2 separate regions of the Homo sapiens genome follow, and region 2 is linked to region 1. Evidence: read pairs that join two places in POLR2A ChIA-PET (ENCODE). Cell type or tissue: MCF 10A. All regions are shown on one strand. Each heading gives the region's core, and the rest is flanking DNA. Links, peaks and the distances in the headings are about the cores only.

What was found. ChIA-PET counts read pairs that join two places held together with the same protein. Peaks named below come from ENCODE experiments on the same cell type or tissue, not always from the same donor. Only the 100,000 strongest peaks of a DNase experiment are listed, where the experiment ranks them.
Region 2: POLR2A ChIA-PET joins it to region 1 with 9 read pairs; 10 of 35 experiments call an interaction of 5 or more read pairs at or near these places.

What each region holds. Positions count from the first base shown.
Region 1 is chr13:114,310,948-114,316,325 of GRCh38, forward strand. CHAMP1 (chromosome alignment maintaining phosphoprotein 1) reads left to right here and starts at 3,556. Exons shown (of 3, transcript NM_032436.4): 1 at 3,556-3,696. RefSeq lists silencers at 2,147-2,441, 3,214-3,893. In MCF 10A, for the core only: no CTCF peak of the experiment used is centred there; a DNase peak (open chromatin) is centred at 3,454.
Region 2 is chr13:114,232,075-114,237,452 of GRCh38, forward strand. It overlaps CDC16 (cell division cycle 16), which reads left to right and starts at 2,823. Exons shown (of 18, transcript NM_001078645.3): 1 at 2,823-3,058; 2 at 4,571-4,625; 3 at 4,725-4,822. The coding sequence starts at 3,011. RefSeq lists an enhancer at 2,622-2,671 and a silencer at 2,782-3,141. In MCF 10A, for the core only: no CTCF peak of the experiment used is centred there; a DNase peak (open chromatin) is centred at 2,797.

The DNA of each region.
Region 1 (5,378 bases), core at 330-5,329:
CCCAGCTACTCATGAGGCTGAGGCAGGAGAATCACTTGAACCCGGGAGGTGGAGGTTGCAGTGAGTAGAGATCGCACCACTGCACTCCAGCCTGCCGACAGAGCAAGACTCCGTCTCAAAAAAAAATACAAAATAAAATAAATCCTCTGATATGTGTTCACTTTATATTCGTGTGAGTCATGTGTTTAACTTTTGAGAACTATACTTTGACATTCCCCAAAGCCCAGCAACAGAGCTAGATACTCAGGAGGAATTCCATTTTATCATACTTCCCATTAAGTAACTTATTTTAGTTCCCATTATTTTGCATTATTATAAATTAAGTAGAAATAGCAGAATAATTTGTCCTTTTTTATTATAAAGTAGCTAAGTTGATTATATTAGATCTAAATTATAAGCTGGACTGCTTTTATTATTTCTCTTACAGGAAGCACTTAATAATTTATTTCTAATTTTTATTATGTTCCTTGTAATACATATTAATGCAGCAATTTGAATGGAAAAATTAAGTCTGACTTTCTGACAGAAAGCCAGTCTGATTTTGGCTGCTTCATTTGACAACATGATTCTGTGTAGGTTTTGAATATGTGCAGATACTCAGCACTGTTATTCTTTATACACAGAAGACAAATGACAAAGTCCAGTGCCATCTCAGCTAATGAGTTTGCAGCTCCTCAAAGGCTGTCAGGCTGCCACTTTCTACTGCAATTGTAGTTCACCTGCCTCTACCCATTCCCTGATTCAAGTCTGGTCCCTGGAACATAGTATAGGTTGAGAAAACATCAAAATAAACTGTTGAGAAGTATATGTTCAATAGATCCTTAAGTGAAATTTTGAAAGTCCATAAGGGTCTGGTTTTAGTACAGGATTTTATGAGAGTTATTTCTGCTTTCTTTGGTTACTTTAAAGTTTAGTGCAATATACTGGGAACCTTTCAAAAGGCCAAATTGGGAGTTTATTTGCATTATTCATCTTGAACTATTTAATATTCTATAACTACAATAGCTTTTTTAACATGATTTCAATTCAGAATAATAGCAGAGGGTGTTTTGGTTTTTGTTATTTCGTCACCAAGAGTTGCCTTCTGCTAGAGTTTTGTTCAGTGTTCAATTGGAATAGGTCTCTTGGGATCATCAACTCATTCTGACACTTCAGGAAAAAACAACTGAAGCAGCCATTCAAATTAGGTCCTGCAGCCACAACGAACCTGTTTCATATTAAGAGTCAGGATCTCAAAAAGTTCTCAATCAGTAAATCTTTGCTATTCAGAGAAAATAAAAGATCCTCTCATTTCTGCATTTAACATTTACAGTTTACAAACTGTTTTCATTGGCTCTTTTAAAAGCTTGTAACTAGGTGGATACTTTTTAAAGAAATCTATTAAATTTAATGAATCAATTTTGCTGCAAAAACAAAACTTAGAAAAATCCTAAAATATTTAATATTGATATTTGAATCCTAGAAATCAGAATCATTCCGGAAATTAACACAGGATCCTAAATTTTGCATGAAAGGGAGGTAGAGCCAGGCGCTGTGGCTCACGCCTGTAATCCCAGCACTTTGGGAGGCTGAGACGGGCGGATCACGAGGTCAGGAGATCGAGACCATCCTGGCTAACACGGTGAAACCCCGTCTCTACTAAAAAAATACAAAAAAATTAGCCGGGCGTGGTGGCGGGAGCCTGTAGTCCCAGCTACTCGGGAGACTGAGGCAGGAGAATGGCATGAACCCGGGAGGCGGAGCTTGCAGTAAGCCGAGATGGCGCCACTGCACTCTAGCCTGGGCGACAGAGCGAGACTCTGTCTCAAAAAAAAAAAAAAAAAAAAAAGAAAAGAAAAGAAAAGAAAAAAATGTAAACACAATATAGCAACTTTTGTGATACAGCAAAAGCAATGCTAAAGGGGGAGTTTATAGCTATAAATACATCAAAAACCAAGAAAATCTCAAATTAACAACCTAACTTTACAACTTAATGAACTATAAAAAGAAAAACTAAATCCAAAGCTGGCAAAAAGAAGGAAATAATAAAGATTAAAGCCAAGATAAATGAAATAGAAAATAGAAAACGATAGAGAAAATCAATGAAACCAAAAATTGGTTCTTTGAAAATGTCAAAGCATTATTCACAATATCTTGAATAGGGAAGCAAGCCAAGTGTCCATCAACAGGTGAGTGGATAAGCAAAATGTGGCATATCCATACAATGGGATAGTATTCAGTGTTAAAAAGGAAGGAAATTCCACAATGTGCTACAACATGGATGAACCTTGAGGATGTTCTGCTAAGTAAAATAAGTCAGTCACAAGACAAATACTGTATGATTCCACTCTTATGAGTAGTCAGACTCAGAGACACAGGAAGTAAGATGGTGACTGCCAGAAAGTAGAAGGTAGAGGGGAACCGAGAGTTAACATGTAATGCATAGTTTGTTTTTCAAGATGAAAGAGGTACAGAGATGGATGGTGGTGTTATGAATATACTTACCACCACTGAGCTGTACACGTAAAGATAGTTAAGACGGTAAATTCTATGGATTTTATTTTTATTTTTTTGAGACAGAGTCTCACTCTCTCCCCCAGGCTGGAGTGCAGTGGCGCGATCTCGCTGTAACCTCCGCCTCCCCGGTTCTATGGGATTCTCCTGCCTCAGCCTCCCTAGTAGCTGGGGTTACACGCGCCCGCCACCACGCCTGGCTAATATTGTATTTTTAGCAGAGACAAGGTTTCACCAGGTTGGACAGGCTGGTCTCGAACTCCTGACCTCAGATGATTCACCTGCCTAGGCCTCTCAAAGTGCTGGGATTACAAGCGTGAGCCACCGCGCCCGGCCATTCTATAGTTCATTTTCACCACAAAAACAAAAATGAAATTCACAACAAGCAAAACTTCAGAAGGGTACAAAGGTAGAGAGCAGTGTGAGCTAATTTTACAGTCTTTCAAAGCATACAGACTGATGGCATCAGCATTAGAGGTGCATGCATTTTAATTAGAATTGTGGTGGTAACATTCATAAAACTGAAAACAAAAAACGAAGAAGATAACTTCTGGGAATCGGGACTTTCAGTGGAGGCGGGGTGATGAGAAAAGGAATATTTACTGTCATCCAACAACTTTGTCTTGTACTTTTGTCATAGGTATTATGCCAGTAATATCCCTGAGAATGTATGGGGCAGGTCTAGCTCTTTTTTTCCTAATAAATTCATTCACACAACAATCAAAACAGCAAGAAAAGGAAGAGATATCCGCACGGCGGCGGCAGGCCGGGGCCGTTCCAAGGGCCTGGCCGGAGGCCACAGGCCAGACGCGGCGGAACCCTCCCGGAGCCGCGCCCGGGCGCGCGCGGGAAGCGGAGGCGGAGTGGGCACGTGCGGCACTTCCGGGGCGGGGCGGGCACGCAGCCCTTCCGAAGGCCCGCGCGAGCCGCTAGTTTTGCCCACGCACTTTTGGCACAGCCGCGCCACGCGATCGGCGATCTGATTGGCCCGCGCGGGAGGGCGCGCGGCGCCAAACTTGCTTCCCGTCAGCCCCCGCCCGTCCCGCGGGAGCGCGCACGCTCGCGCACCCGGATCCCGGCTCCTGCATCCAGTCGCCATTCGGGAGGCCGCTGCGCTGCAGGGCCTCGCGGAGCCGCCCGCGACCGCGAGCCGGGCCCTCCGCGCGGTCCATCGCCCACTGGACGCCGCCCGCGGCCGGACCGGTGAGGAGCGAGAGCGAGCGGGGGAGGGGCGTGGTTGGGGCCTGCATCCCCGAGCCCCGTGTCGGCCGCCGACCTGGCGGGGACGGTCCCGGGAAGCCGCGGGTCCGAGTGAAGGGGGCCTGCGCTGCCTCGCTTCCCACACGGCCCGAGGGAAGGGCCCGCCCCCACAGGCCGGGGCGGGAGTGCGTCTTTGTGCAGGGAGCGGGGAGGCCCGGTGTCAGTCGCTGCCGAGGCTGGAAACATTGCGTTTGAAACCATTGGGAAGTTGAGGGCGGCACAAGACGAAAGCCATTCTTTCTGTTTTAGTTCTAGACTGCCTCCTCTTCTGTCATTATTACTGTTTAAAAATCCGCTATACAGCCTCCAAAGTGGGAGAGGACATTTGTAAACCTGATAAAGAGTTAATGTCTAGAATACAAGAAGAGATGCAACTGACCAACAAAAAGCAACCCAGTTCAAGAATGGGCAAGGAATTTGAATAGATATTTCTCCAGAGAAGAGAGACAAATGGCCAATAAGCACGTGCAGTGATGCTCAACATCACTAACCATTAAGGAAATGCAGATGAAAACCACAATGAGATACCACCTCACACCTGTTAGGGTGGCTATTAAAAAAAAGGGAAATTATGAGTGTTGGGGATGTGGAGAAATTGAAGCTCGGGTGCATTGCTGGTGGGAAAGTAGGGTGGTGCAGCAGCTATGGAAATTGGTAGTCGTTCCTCAGTTCTAGGTTTATACCCCCAAAAATTGACAGCAGAGACTCAGATACTTGTTCACAAATGTTCATCGCAGCATTATTCAAAATCCAGATGTCTATCAACATGTGGATGAAAGGCAAGCTGTGGTATATACATATAATGAATGGACCATTGTTCATCTTTAGAAAGGAATGAAATTCTGATACATGCTGCAATATAAACGAACACATTATACAGTATAAACGAGCACATTGAACACATTATGTTGAGTGAAATAAGACACAAAAAAGACATACTGTATGATTCCCCCTCAGGCACAGAATTGAGATTACCAGCACTGAAAGTGGAGAGTGGAAGTTACTGTTTCATGGGTACAGAATTTCTGTTTGTGGTGAAGAAGTTCTGGAAGTGGATAGTGGTGATGTTTGCACAACGTTTTAGTACTAAACTAACTAAATTGTGCTTTTAAAAATGATTAAATGGCAAGTTTTGTTTTTTTTTTTTTTTTTGAGACGGGAGTTTCGCTCTCGTTGCCCAGGCTGGAGTGCAATGGCCCGACCTTGGCTCACTGCAACCTCCGCCCCCTGGGTTCAAGGGATTCTTTTGCCTCATTCTCCCAAGTAGCTGGCATTACAGGCGCTTGCCACCACACCTGGCTAATTTTGTATTTTTAGTAGAGATAGGGTTTCTCCATGTTGGTCAGGCTGGTTTCGAACTCCTGACCTCAGGTGATCCACCCGCCTCGGCCTTCCAAAGTGCTGAAATTACAGGCATGAACCACCATGTCCGGCCTAAATGGCAAGTTTTTTGTTTTTATTTTTGTTTTTGTTTTTTAATGAGCCAGAGTTTCACTTTTGTTGCCTGGGCTGGAGTGCAGTTATGCGATCTTGGCCCACTGCAGCCTCCGTCTCTCGGATTTAAGCGATTCTCCTGCCTCAGCCTCCCAAGTAGCTGGGATTACAGGCGCCTGCCACCACACCCG
Region 2 (5,378 bases), core at 379-5,378, 79 kb before region 1:
TAAAGGAATGAGCCACCGGGCCTGGCCTCAGGTGTTTCTTTACAGGAATGTGAGAACAGGCTAATACAGAAAATTGGTACTGAAAAGTGGGGCATTCGTATGAAGATACCTGAAAATGCGGAAATAACTTTGGAACTGGGTAATGGGCAGAGGTTGGAAAAATGTGGGGGGCTCAGAAGAAGACAAGAAGATGGGGGAAAATTTGGAACTTCCTAGAGACTTTTAAATTGTTGTGACCCAAATGCTGATAGTGATATGGAGAGATGGGCAGGCTGATAAGGTCTCAGATAGAGATGAGAAACTTACTAGGAACTGAAGCAAAGGTCACTTTTGCTGTGCATTAGCAAAGAACCTGGCAGCATTGTGCCCCTGCTCTAGGGATCTCTGGAACTTTGAACTTGAGAGTGATGAGTTAGGGTATCTGGCAGAGGACTCCTGAAAGTGATTTCTGTTAAATCTCGCCCTGGCAATATTAATTACAAATTTACCTTCCAGGTACAAAACAAGGACAAGATGAGATTAGTCACTCTTCTGCCTACCCTGATATGGGCTACATAACTCTTTCCTCTACTCCCTCTTGTCAGATGTTTGCCTCATCTTATGTAAATTGTTGGTTTACTGAGCACTAATCAGAGCATCACTGTGGACCCCTCCCTTTTTTTCCTCCTGCTTGCCGTCTCCTCCTAAACACCCAGTCCCCATAACCCTATTTGGATGGCACAGTTGATGCTTCTGTGGCTTGCGTTTTTCCCGGGCCCATCATCAGACTTCTACTGATGGAGACATTTGCCTCAGTCACTCATTTTTGGTTAACTAGGAATCTCATTAAATGGATAGAAGTCGTTGAAAATATGGCTTAAAACACACCTCACCACATGCCTGCCCCAAGTTAATGAGCAGAGTTGATTACTGCCTGCTTGCAGAAGTGGGAAAGGAGGAGGAAAAGGAAATATACAGGGGGACAAATTTTTAAACACAACTTCAAAATATTACCCAGTCATATATGTATACACACACATAGAAAATTACACGGCAGATTACTTACAGTAGCGTGAGAGAATTTTTGAGTGGGTGGGATTCTTTACAGCAAGTTTTTTTTTTTTTGCTTCTTTGAATTTTTTTTACTCTTTTAGGTTTTTATATTTATAAAAGTTATATTTACTTTTTAAAAGTGTCAACCTTAATATTGAGATTCAGAAATATGATTACATATAGTGTGTATTTGAGCACAGAGCCTGAGAATGGCCACCTGGACAAATGGGGTCAGCCTTTCCAAGTGGAGCTCAGGTCTCTCTTACCAGGCGGAGACAGAAGCTCCAGCAGGATCACCACAGTTCTCATATGAGACCAGGGGCACACGCCGCAGCGGTTCCATTGGTTAGGGATCTCTGTATTTGAAGGAAGATTGCGTTATAACTCCATGAGGAGGGGTAGTGATCTGAGGGGGTCTTATCTCCGGTGCCATTTGGTCTTTATTGTTTACAGGGAAAAAGGCAGAAGTTACAGCTGGGTGTGGCATGACCTAGGCCGCGTAGCCACATTCCCCTCAAGGCTCAGGTAATTCAAAGTTCCAACAGCTTCAAGTTTAAATTATTTTAAGTTTGAATGATTTAATTTCACAAAAGGTAATATATGCACATTGACTGAAATTCAAAAGCACAAAAAGATATCCAAGGAAGTACCTCTCCCACTTCTACCATCTCTCATCTTCCAGCACTCCTTCCAGAGGCCTTGCGCTATGCCGGTTTTCTCATTTTTCCTTCCTGGGACAGTTTAGGGATTTTTCTACCTATCATTAAATTCGTATTTTACTCAAATGCAGGCATACGATAAACACGATCCTATACTTGCTTTTTCCCACATACTATATCTTGAAGATCGTTCAATGTCCATGCAAAGCTGACTGTTCTTTTGAACAGCCAGCGAGTATTCCATTACGTGAGCGTATCATGACCTATTTACTCAGTTCCATACTTCATGGGTGTTTAAATTGTCTGCAATCTTTTGCTATTACAAACGAAACCACAGGTCATTTTGCACACATGCAAAAATGCAAATCCATGGTATATTTCCCAAAATAAAAATCATTAGGTTTAACAGCACGAACACCTTTAAATTTGGAAGATATTCCAATTCGTTCATCCTAGAGAGTATACCAATACCACTCACAAAACTTGAGGGTGCCTGCTTCCCGACATTCCTGCTAGCAGTGTCATCAACCTTTGTGATCTTTGTTAACATATGAAAAGTGGTACTCTAATTTTAATTTTTATTATGAATTAAGTTGGACTTTCTTTCGTATGTTAAAGTCTATTTGCATTTCTTTCCCTGTGAACTGTTTTTTGCCTGTCTTTCTCCTGAGCCATTGGTCTCTTCCCACTGACTTATTACATATATGTAAAGGGAATATTGGCTCTACATTATAAGGAAATTCGAATTTTGTGATAGGTTTCAAATTTTTCCCTAGGTTGTCTTTGACTTCATTTGCTGTTTGTGCACACAATTTTTTTTTTTTGTAATGAGAGTGCGTTGCTCTTATTTTTAAAATGTTGACTACATTCTGGGGAAAGAAGGCTCAGCAGCCACCTGCTTTTTTGCCCGGGTGGGTGGTCCGGCCCCGAGCCCTCCTGACTCTCTCGCCAATGCCCAGAGGCGCCGCAGCGATTCCAGGGAGGCCGCGCTCTCGCCCCAAGGCAACCAGAAGCCCACGTGCCAGGAGAGGCATCGGAACCAACAACTCGGGTCCGTTTTCCCGCGCCAGATGGGATTCGTTTGCTGTGGACTTCCGGGGCGGGGCCTGCCTGGAGCGGAAGAGCCTGGGCAGTGCACGGGGCCTGGGTGGGGGGTGCGGGTGTGGGTGGGGACCTGCGGCCTTCGAGTCCGCGGCCTTCGAGTCCTGGGGCGGCGGCGGCGGCTGCAGGCACGGGCACGGGCACGGGGCGGGGTGCTTAGGGTGCAGGAGGCGCGCGCCTAGCGGCGGAGTGTGGCGTGAGGCCGGGCCCGCGCCGCCATGAACCTAGAGCGGCTGCGGAAGCGCGTCCGGCAGTACCTCGACCAGGTGGGCGGCCCCGACTCGGGGTGCGGGGCCCAGGCCTCGCCGGGTCTTTTTCCGCGCGGCGTGGGGCTGGGGTGACTGTTGTCGGGGCTCTTGGTGGGGAAGGACTGGGCCGGCCCTGGGCCTTCATCTGGGGCCAGCAGCGCTGTCTCCGCCTCGCCCAGAAGGGAGCGGTCCCTGCAGCTGGGAGGGGCACAGCCCGGGGAGTGGAGGCCCCCGAGCGCACGGGGCGCCTCAGTCGGGTCTGAGCCTCGTTCTGCACCTGGCGCGGAGGAGGTGCCCAGGAAACACTGACTACTCAGTGCAAGTTGAAGGACAATTTTTGGAGGAAAGTTGCAGGGCTAGCTAATAAAACATTTTTGAGAGGTTTAGTTGTAATTTTTACTGGGCTGAATTTAAGTGAATAAAGATGTGAAGAAGCCTGTTGTCTCAAATCAATACTTTAAAAATTCTCGTTAACTATGTCTGTGTTCTCTGCACTACCTTTGAATAGCAGAGAGCGTTTAAGGCAAGAAGTGTCTTCGAGAATCAGCAGCATCAGTTTTATCTATATTGTTGTTTATTTTTTGTTGAAATGCTTGCTCTTTCAGGAAATTGGAAAGAAAGGGAAAGAAAAGCCATGGTAATGCAGAGTTTTCGGAATTGGGTGCTAACTGACGTGGCCAAATGTTTGCAGTCCATTTGGAGGGCTGTGTTTTTATTTACCATGAGTCAGTTGAATTCAGTGTTTTCTGATCACTTTTTCTTCGGTACGGAGACGTAGTGAGGAATATGACAGGCCCGGTTTCCAGCCAGAGACACCGGTATTGAGCATATTTATAACTATCCCGTTGGCATTCCTCCTGCCTCGGGCTAGCAGCAGTGGTCCTGGCTTGTCTCCAGGGGAACTGAGGCAGAGACTGTAGAAGACTGAGGACTGAGGAGCAGAACAGGGTCTAAAGCTAGCCGTAGGTCACTGTGGGTGGCCCTCATTGTCGGCTCCTTCATTTTTGTTAGACTTGGAGGAGGTGAGTTCTTCCCCATGTTCAGTGAAGCTTAGTTAATTTATGTGTGTGTGTTTTTAAACTTGAGTGTTATTAAAACTGCCACTGTGTTATATAAGGTATTTGAGTATAGTGTTCTGTCTTCTAAATTTCACTTTGGGATTCATTAACAGCTCGTTGAAAGTGTTATATAAATCACACATGAATTGTTAATGACTAGCTTTTGCTGTTTCACTTGCATTTCACTTGTATGTTTCACGATACATTTTTACAGTGTATGAGTTTTAAAAAATTACCTTCATAAGTTGCATATACAAAGATATTACAGGAATGTTTGTATTGCGACACTGAACTAAAATTTACCCTACGTGAGATGTAAGATAGAGATGTAACAAATTGTTGTCTTGAGATGAAGATTTATTACATAGAATTATATTAATATATTACATAGAATTATAATAATATTAGATAACTGTTTAAGACTATTAAAATAACAGGGCAGTTACCACCTTTTTTTTTTTTTGGTATGCAGCAACAGTATCAAAGTGCTCTATTTTGGGCAGATAAAGTAGCTTCACTCTCTCGTGGTAAGTGACAAAATGCTAACTGGTTTTCTGATTAATCTTAAAATTCGTTTTCTATTTCACCTTGTACCTCTGACCACTTATGTGAATTTTTCCCTCCAGAAGAACCCCAGGACATCTATTGGTTGGCTCAGTGTCTTTACCTGACAGCACAATATCACAGAGCCGCCCATGCACTTCGGTCACGAAAACTGGACAAAGTAAGTGATGGTATGAACTTTAAAGCTCTTCAGAGCTTTAAAAAAAATGTCATTAGTGGCCGGGCGCGGTGGCTTACACCTGTAATCCCAGCGCTTTGGAAAGCCAAGGCAGGTGGATCATGAGGTCAGGAGCTCAAGACCAAGATGGTGAAACCCCATCTCCGCTAAAAATACAAAAATTAGCCGGACGTGGTGGCAGGCGCCTGTAATCCCAGCTACTCGGGAGGCTGAGGCAGAGAATTACTTGAACCTGGGAGGTGGAGGTTGCAGTGAGCTGAGTTCGTGCATTGCACTCCAGCCTGGACAACAGAGCAAGACTCTGTCTCAAAAAAAAAAAAAGTCATTAGGGTTTTAGGTGTATATTCCATTTCTGTTGAAATTATTTAACTTGATGCAATTTTTCTTTGTTTTTGTTTTTTTGAGGTCTCTCTGTGTCACCCAGGAGTGCAGTGGGATGATCGTGGCTCACTATAACCTCAGACTCCTGAGTTCAAGTGATCCTTCTGCCTCAGCCTCCCTAATAGCTGGGACTACAGGTGCATGCCACCACACCCAG